Regions from separate parts of the Homo sapiens genome. Here region 1 is linked to region 2. A link is a contact called in ENCODE Hi-C or POLR2A ChIA-PET data. All regions are on one chromosome and are shown on one strand. The core of a region is the stretch at or near the end of the contact, and the rest is flanking DNA. Distances in the headings are between cores, read along the strand shown. Region 1 overlaps ILDR1 (immunoglobulin like domain containing receptor 1). Region 2 overlaps CASR (calcium sensing receptor).

Region 1 (4,119 bases), core at 615-3,114, 230 kb before region 2:
AGTGTGCTAATGCACTCCAGCCTGGGCAACACAGTGAGACCCTATCTCAAAAAAAAGTTAAAAATAAAATACTGTTTAAGTTGCCAGTATATGGGGCTTTTACTTACTCGCAATCAAACCTAATCCTAACTGGTACACTGGAAATGATTATTTAGCTGCATTTCAGATGAAGAAAATCAAGACTCAAAGGAACTGGCCTAATAACATGGAGACAATGCTCATCAGAGGTAGGTTCAAACCCACATCTCTCTGCCTCAAAGCTGGTACTCTTAACCACCAAGCTTTCCTGTCTTCTCTAAATTGGGTGGAAAAACTCCACATTCTGGGTCCCTTATCAGCCTAAAATGAGCAGTTATCTCTGGATCCTGAAGGACAGGTATGAGATGAACTTGAATAAAGATAAAATGCCAGTATTTTAAAAGTAAATGTAACTCAAGAAGAGTTTCAGTTCTAGTGGGCACTCAGGTTTTTTGTGTACCTCCATTAGGATAGATGAATGGTTTATATATATATTTGCTGTACATTCATTTTTTTTTTAATTTTAAGGTCAGGGGTATATGTGCAGGTTTGTTACACAGGTAAACATGTGCCATGGCGGTTTGCTGCACAGATCATCCCATCACCTCGGTATAAAGCCAAGCATCCATTAGCTGTGCTTCCTGACGCTCTCCCTCCTACATCCCCACACCCTCCAACAGGCCGCGGTGTGTATTGTTCCCCCCATGTGACCATGCATTCTCGTCATCCAGCTTCCACTTATAAGATCATCAGGGTGGACAGACAACCTACAGAATGCGAGAAAACTTTTGCAATCTATCCATCTGACAAATGTCTAATATCCAGCATCTACAAGGAATTTAAAATGAATGGTTAATATTTATGTTCAAGTTTAGCAAAGTCAATAAATATTCACTAAAGCCCTTTTGTGGGTCCAGCATTATGTCAGGCACCGAGGAGATGTAAAGAGAAACAAGACCCTCTTCTGTCCTGAAAGGGTTTAAAATCCAGTCAAAGGCATCAGGGCAGCCTCCGTGTGAAGTGCAGCGGCAGGCAGTTCCAGCTCCCCCACCCACAGTAAATGCCACGGAACCTTAGCATTACAGACTTGCTCCTGCTAGGTTGGTGGTAATATCTGCAATTCTTTATTATCTGTTTGTCAAGAAATGTTTATTGAGGAAATGAAACAAAAATGCAAGGTCACGCACCAGTGGACCTAACTTTGACTTCTGTTTCCTTCTCTTTCTACGTCAATATCTACAATTTTTTTCCTACCCGCTATTTTCCAAACCCACTACCTTTCCCAGAAATAAGCTTACCCCAGACTTGGAAAAATGATGAAAGTGCTTTTAAAAAACTCCCCCTCAGGGCATGATGTGTATTGTAAATCTGCTCTAATTTTTATTGGTGACATAAAGAGTATTTTAGGGGTGTCAGAGTAAGAAGAGTTTTCAGATATGTTAATATTTTAAAGGATCTAAGGACTGATTTGACAGGGTCATCTCAAATGATGCAGGCATAGGCAAAAAAGTGTCAGAAAACAAGGGCTTCAGGAAGTCACAACAAGCCTGGAGACAGAAATAAAAACAGAGGAGAATACTAATGCATTCCTGTGGTAGTAAGAATGAAGCAGGGTTTGAGCCAAAGGTGGCTGGGAGTGGGAGTAGTGGAAGGTATTTACCTTCACGTTTTTAGAAAAAAAAAAATAATAAGAGCAGGGACTAGCTACTATGGGGATTTCCATCCTTCAGAAACTGTTCAGGTAATTTGCTAATTAAAGAGGCTTGAAACTTTGAGGTCAGATAAGAACAAATTCTGCTGGCTTTGGAAAAGGCAGAACCACCTTGGATCTTTGAAGATGCCCCTGAAGACTAGAAAAGAAGGACAGATGTACCCTAAAACTGAGGGCTGGCTTGGGGAAAATCAGATGCCGAATGTAAAAAAAAAAAAAATCAGACTTAAGTGTTATAGACAAAACTGAAAGCAATTATTAAACTGGTTCCCCTTAAGTGACCTACCTTTAAACAGTCAGAATATTCACTGATTCCTTGATATTGTAGCGATGGCCACCATGAGTGGCCCACTGGGTGTATTCTTCCCTTTTTCCCCTTTTAACTAACAAATATTTATTTAACACAGCACATAAAGCCCATTGAAATAGGCTCTGAATTATGTGCTACTCTATGGCAGCAACTGTGGATTACACAATAGAAATATGAGGAGCTAAGCTAAGCCATTTATCCAAAAGTACACGGAGTGATAACTAATGCTTACTGCCCACTTCCTGTTTGCTAAATGCTTTATACATATTACCTTAGTCCCCACAAATCTCCATGAGCTAGGTACTATGGCAAGTCCCATTTTATAGAAATTGAGGCTGAAAAAATTGGAGAGGCTTGCCCAGGTTCATATACCCTGTAAATGCAGAATTGGGATGCACACCCGCACCTGACTCCAGAGTCAGGGCTCTCACCACTACTCCCTGCACTGGGCACAGAGAATAGATAGGCTTTAGACACAGCTCTCACATAGCGCGCTAGATATTCACTTTGGAGTAGGGAGGAAGATACCATGATGCCTGTCGTTCAGATGAAGAAACAGAAGCCAAAGAAAATAACTGATCACTGGTCACTGAGCTAGTGAGAGGAAGCACTAGGATTCTCACTTGGGGCTTTTTAGTCCAAGCCCAGTGTTCTTTCTTCTATCAGTGGAGGACAGTGGTCTCAAGGTGGTCATCTGCTCAGAGGACCCTATTTCCTTCCATGTGAACAACAGGAATAGCCGGAAGGAAACTCAGGGACCTGGGGTTTCAGTAGGCCCTGAGAGCAATTTGTGGAAGGAATCAAAGAAACCTGATCCACAACTTAGCCCTGAATCTCAGGAAAGCAAAGGGAACCATTCACCCCTAGACCTTTAGCCAAAGCTATAGATAGCAACAGAACAACCTCTGGTCCAGAGACCAACTTCCAGGGAAGTCACTTCAGCTGGTGCAGCACATTCTATGAAGCTGGCACTTTCCTCAAACAATGACAGTGACCAAGTAGACCAACAGGCAGCAGAAAGAAATGGGAAATCCCATGCTGACTCAGCCTGCCAGGCCTGGTGTCTGCACCTCCCCCCACCCCCAGTTCCCCTGACACCTCCCCCGCACTCACGGTTCTGGATGGTGATCTTGCGCTGCCGGTAATCTACCCCCAGCACGGGCTCATTCTGCCCCCGCCGCTGGGCCACTATGCGAACTTCCCGCTGGTTGTCGTTGCAGTCATTGGATGGGTCCTGGCCCAGGGATAAAGCTGCCTGGTATGCTGAGGAGAGAGGGCACACTAGAGTCACACAGCAATAGGGGGTTCCCACAAAAAAAAGGTTCCCTTCCTGCTCCGGGCGTGAGACACAGTGAAGTGTCTCAATTTTTCCCAAGACTATTCATCCCTTGGGACTCTTGTTAATCACGAAGATCCTGATTCTGCAGGTCTAGAGTGGGGTCTGAGATTCTCATTTCTAATGAGAATCTGTGTGATACCAGACACCACATTTTGAGCAGCCAGACTCCTGACCATCATTTTCATGCCGGCTCTACTCCCCATCTCCTATTCCAACTTCCTTTGTCTCATTTTCAGAGTCACCCCAGCCTCTCTCTGCTCCCATGGAATTCATCCACCTGCCCTTAAAACATAAGGTCACATGCCTGTAGTCCCAGCTACTCGGGAGGCTAAGGCAGGAGAGTCACTTGAACCCAGGAGGCAGAGGTTGCGATGAGTTGAGATCACGCCATTGCACTCCAGCCTGGGCAACAAGAGCGAAACTCCATCTCAAAACAAAAACAAAAACAAAAACAAAAACAAACAAACAAAAAAAAAACCAAAACAGAAAATATAGGGTCTGAGAGCTGTTAAATCTGCCCCTGGCAAATGCCTGCTACCCTAGCCTCTCCTCCCTGGCCACTTAACCCAGGCATTTTAAGAGTAACCCCCAGGAAACAATGCCTCAATTTAGAGAGGAGTCTTTTGGGGACAATGGCAGACTCAGTGGGTGGCTCAGACAGCTCTTGAGGTTCTACTCAAATCATATTGTGAGACATTAGCTCAAGGGCTCAAAAAGGTGAAGACTAATGCCTCCCTCTCC
Region 2 (4,613 bases), core at 2,099-4,598:
TTCTAGCCTGGGTGGGCAACAGAGTGAGACTCTGTTTTAAATAAATAAATAAAAAAGGAAGCCTCCCATTCCTAACCAAGTAAACTATGAAATAATGAGAGACTGTACATTTCTGTTCTACTGCTAACACTGCTAGTGTGTGGCCTGTGACTTGGCAAGCTGCTTCCTGTTTCTGAGCCACAGTTTACCTATTTGTAAAATGGAAGATTTGTACTAAACATATTCTGAGATGCCTTCTTGGCCCCGGCATTACAGTATTGGATTCTAATCATGTATTCATTCTGCTCAGAAATGTTTCTGGTGTTTCTGGTCTTAAGTTATCAATAACCCCTGGTAGAGTCTGGGACATTGGGACGAGATCCTGCAAGCTCAGCCTAGGCTTGCCGGCAGCTGTTTGAAGGAGTCACTCGCATGGACCAGTAAAGCAAAGGCAGCGATGACGCCTCGCGGTGAGGGCCAGAACCCAAGTCCAGGGAAAACGCTCCTTTAGCGCCACGCATTACAAAACAACCTCTCCTCCTTGCTGACGCTGCCGCCACATCCGGGGTGAAAATCGAGCCTAGATCTTTCTGCTCCAGCACAGCCTGGCCTGCAGCGGATGCGGGCGTGAGAGGGACGCAGGAGCAGCGGGGGCGGGGATGCTGCTGACCGTGGAGAAAGCAACCTCCTTCCCTGAGGGGCTTCCCCTCTCTGCGCCACCATCCCCCACCCCCTGCAACAGGGCAGCGGCTGAACCCATCTCTGTAGGTGGGAGGTGGGATGGGAGGGAGGAGGAAGACCCTCTCACCTGAGCAGGACTTGGAAAGGAACCAGGAAGAGAGCCCACTTCCAAATCCAGTCTCTTCCACTGAGGTTCCACCTGCATAGAAGGGGCTTCCTGGGACCCACCAAGCCCGTGATACCACTTGGTCATCTTACAAGAGAAGACACCAAAGCCCAGAGAAGGAAGCAGCTGTCCCAAGGAGGAGCAGCTAGGTGGGGACTAGAACCACCATATCCTGGCCCCTTCTACTTCTCTGTCCCCTCCACTAGACTTCTTCAGCCAAAGGGGGTTTCTCTTTTTTTAGTTTCTTTGCAAACCTGCTTCCAAATATTTGTATTGACCTATCGGATTGATACTTAAAGAATCAGGGATTTGTGCATTTGACACCTGAAACTCATCTGTCCCCTAAGGATCTTCTTGTGTGTTCTGCTTACCATCCACTCAGAATTTTTGCAGCTTTTTGAGGGTCATCATCCACCTGCAGTCACTTTAGAGACATCAGAAAGTGTCATGATCATGATCCCCTTGTAGAAGTGAGAAGTGTGTCCTGCAGCTAATCCCATCCACCATGCAGACAGGATGCTAACCAGTCTCAGAGGACACCATTCCTCTGGCCCACCTGTTGGGTGGCTTACCTGACTTTCTGCCCCAGTCCTGTCTCAGCATCATACACTTGCTGTTTGAAGGTGGCCATCCCACGAGTGGGCTAAACTAGGCATTCTAGGACTGGTCAGGAGGTGGCAAGTCATCATGCTGATCAATTCAATTAGTAAAGGCACTGTTTGGGAAGAGAGAGGGGGACACTATCACCATCATACGAAGAGCTAATGTTTTTTGAGCATTTACTATGTGGTAGACTTTATGCTAAATTCTTACAAGTATTGTTTTAATATAATCCTTACAGCAACCGTACTATTGTTATTCCTGTGTGGACAATGAGGAGACAGAGGCACATAAGGAAAAGGTTACTAAATGGGGAATAAGGAAACTCATCTTCCATTCTTTCTCTATCTCTCTGTAATCTCGTGCTAGTCACTTAACCTTGCCTTTCTGGTACATGAAACATCTGAATTGGAAGAAATTATGTGCATATGTGCATTTTTCTGGAAAGAGCAGCCACAATTTTCATCAGCATCTCAAAGACACCCATTACCCCCCTCCCACTCACAAAAAAAAAAAAAATCAAAGAACTCTCAGGACTATCTCATTTTATAGCCTTTTTCACACTAAACAATTTACCTTGCATTCTCTTCTAACATTGTAAATACCGACGGGCTTGAGCAGTACCGATAGGCAGATTCAGATTACAGTCACCCCTGAGCCAAAGACCTCTCTGTGATTCAGGGGTGTGAAGGGCTCCTGGCTGTGCACTGGCCTTTCCAGCACACCCGCATGTCCAGATAGCCATCGCAGGAAGGACGACGTGGGGATGGGATCATCAGATTCACCCTCCAGCTACTTGCAACACCTCAGCAGTTTTACTTCAGCTTGTTGTATTCTTTCCTTGCAACTGGACTGTAAGTTTATATTGCAACCCCAAGAAAAGATTCACAATCCCTTTTTTTTATTGTACTATAAAAAGAATTCTAGTGATAGAACCTCCACAGGGCTTGAAGTGAAGCAGCCATTCATTAAGTGTCTGCTGTGTCCTGAGTATGCCAGCAATGAACAAGACAGACCAGGTCCCTGGCTGCATAAAGAGCAAGAGGGACTGTGGCAGGGAAGTGCCACGCAGATGCAGAGAGCACGAGAGTGAGGCCTGGAGAACCAGGAGGGGCTTCCTTGAGAAGTGGTGTTTGAGCCACTGAAGGATCCCTGAAGAATGCCTCATCCCTGATGGATGAAGAGAAATGAATTAAGCAAGAGGCACAGGTCAGAGGGGTGGAAGAGCATTCTGAGAGGGATGGGAAGGGCCCAAGGCAATAAAGAACTTGGCCCACTGGAGGAACTGAAGGGAGGGCAGGCTAGGTGCCAAGAGAGGGAGAGTGGTGTGGGAGATGCAGCCGGAGAGGAGGCAGGGCCAGTGTATGCAGGGCCCAGGAATCGCCAGGTGGGATGCTAACTGGCTGTGGGCTGTTGGCAAGGCAGGTAACAGCTCACATGTTCCATTTCCTTATCTTCAAGGTGAGAGTCTTCAATTAGATGATCTCGAAAGCCCTTTCTGACTCTACCATCCTGTGATATTGTGACTTCAAAGAAAGTGAAGTGATTGCTGAGAAAGAGAAAAGTGGCCCCTGACAACCTGGATCTGGGTGGTCCCATAAGCTAGGCCTTGGCGTTCTCCTGTTAAACATAAACAACTTCACAGAACATCAACAGCAAGCAAGATGTCTCTGTGACCATGATAAAGACAAAAATAAGACCACTCCACAATCATGTCTGAACACAGACAAAAAACGTTAACATTGTCCAAACCATGGAACTAACCAAACATTTCCCTATTCTGGCTCGGAGGAGTGACTGCTACTCCTTTACCCTTACAGCTTCAGTCTCACTTAGTCTTCCTCCCTTCTAGACAAGATTTATTAAGATATGGAATCATAGAATTTACCCCTGCTTCTGACAGCATGCAAAGCTCCACTTCCTTAAACCGTCCCCAAAATCGCCTACCACAAACCGCACTCCTGTAAGTCCTTTCTAACACCCTGTCGGTGAGACACCCCACCGTTCTCCTTCTCTGCTATGTCCTGTCCAAGCACAGGGTGTTCCTCATGCAAGTGCAGGGCTGGCCATGAGAAGCAATGCCACCCTACACTTTGCTCTCCTGGTGTCTCTCTTGTCTCACCAGTTCCAGCCCAGTCCTGGGGGTCTTTGGCTGGATGGAGTTGACATCAGTCCCCTTCCCTGCTCTTCTCTAATCTCACCACAGGTACCCTGCTCTGGGCCTCAGGGTGTTGGGGAGTAGAGCTGGGAAGTAGCGGAGGAGAAAATGAGGAAGAGAAATGCAAGAGGGCGACTTCACAGGGGAATTTTGTCCACCTGATGATGTGGGAACGGAATTAAAACTGTCTCCAGAGCGAATGTTTCTTCTCTCACTTGAAGTCTGGGCTTCCTCCTTTTATGTCTATGCCCCACCCAGATTACGCATGGGCTACTTGGGCGGTTGTGGTATTTCTGTTTCCCAACCAAACGCCACCACCTCCCCTTAAAGCCATCTTCACAGGAAGGTAACCAGCTCCCGGTGGAACTGACCCATTTGACAGTATCTAAGGGGAACAAAAATTGTTGCTGCTGCTGATTCAGATTCACAGCTTGGACTTCCCACCCTTAGCTAAAAGTTTTTCACTGGGGGGAGTCCCCACCACACAACCTACTCTATTCATGTGAGCCAGTGGTAAACAAACCAGACTCCTGGTGCCTCCTGAGTCAGATGATAACCAAGGGAAAGAAGTGACCTCTATCTCTGGACACAAAACAAACTAGAGGACCCTTACTCCTCTGATTGAGAAAGCTGGTGAAGTCAGCTCCTTTCAACTTGGAGAAGCCATTGCTCACATCAGGCGCATAACTGTTTCCAAAGTCATGGAAATGTCCAGTTCATGGCAAAAGTAGGGTTTTCTTTGTGCTTAGTTTCATGAAGAGGTCAATCAACTTTTTCAGTAAAAGGCCAAATATTAACTATTCCAAGCTTTGTGGGCCAATCTTTGGCATAACTACTCAAATCTACCCTTGCAGCACAAAAGCAACCATAGATATAATGCAAGTGATTAGGCATGACTGTATTTCAGCAAAACTTTATTTATAAAAACAAGCACACCAGATTTGGCCCATGGAATGTAGTTGGCTGGCCCCTGGTGTAATGTAACCAACACGTGGGCACAGCTGAATAAGAAGAGGAATAATAACCTTT

Evidence for each region. Hi-C counts contacts between places; a loop is a spot of excess contacts on that map. ChIA-PET counts read pairs that join two places held with the same protein, here RNA polymerase II (POLR2A). Pooled maps may share reads with other maps.
Region 1: a loop to region 2 is called in a pooled map, with 3 times the contacts of the local background. The contact joins two enhancer-like sites. A Hi-C loop is called at or near these places in 1 of 168 maps with a recorded cell type or tissue (CD14-positive monocyte), 5 of 37 single-sample maps with no recorded cell type and 2 of 50 pooled maps. POLR2A ChIA-PET finds 5 or more read pairs at or near these places in 1 of 52 experiments (activated T-cell).

The regions. Positions count from the first base shown.
Region 1 is chr3:122,002,092-122,006,210 of GRCh38, forward strand. ILDR1 (immunoglobulin like domain containing receptor 1) reads right to left here. Exons shown (of 8, transcript NM_001199799.2): 3 at 3,153-3,302. Among named protein-coding and RNA genes, the nearest start is that of ILDR1, 18 kb to the right of the region's middle. RefSeq lists enhancers at 3,002-3,121, 3,821-4,119. Within about 2 kb of position 1,865, at least 4 of the 41 ENCODE cell types and tissues checked have a DNase peak (open chromatin) inside an H3K27ac peak, as active enhancers do; they include CD14-positive monocyte, where a contact is called at or near this core.
Region 2 is chr3:122,229,828-122,234,440 of GRCh38, forward strand. All of the region lies in intron 1 of CASR (calcium sensing receptor), which reads left to right. Among named protein-coding and RNA genes, the nearest start is that of CASR, 48 kb to the left of the region's middle. RefSeq lists an enhancer at 3,643-3,732. Within about 2 kb of position 3,349, at least 7 of the 41 ENCODE cell types and tissues checked have a DNase peak (open chromatin) inside an H3K27ac peak, as active enhancers do; they include CD14-positive monocyte, where a contact is called at or near this core.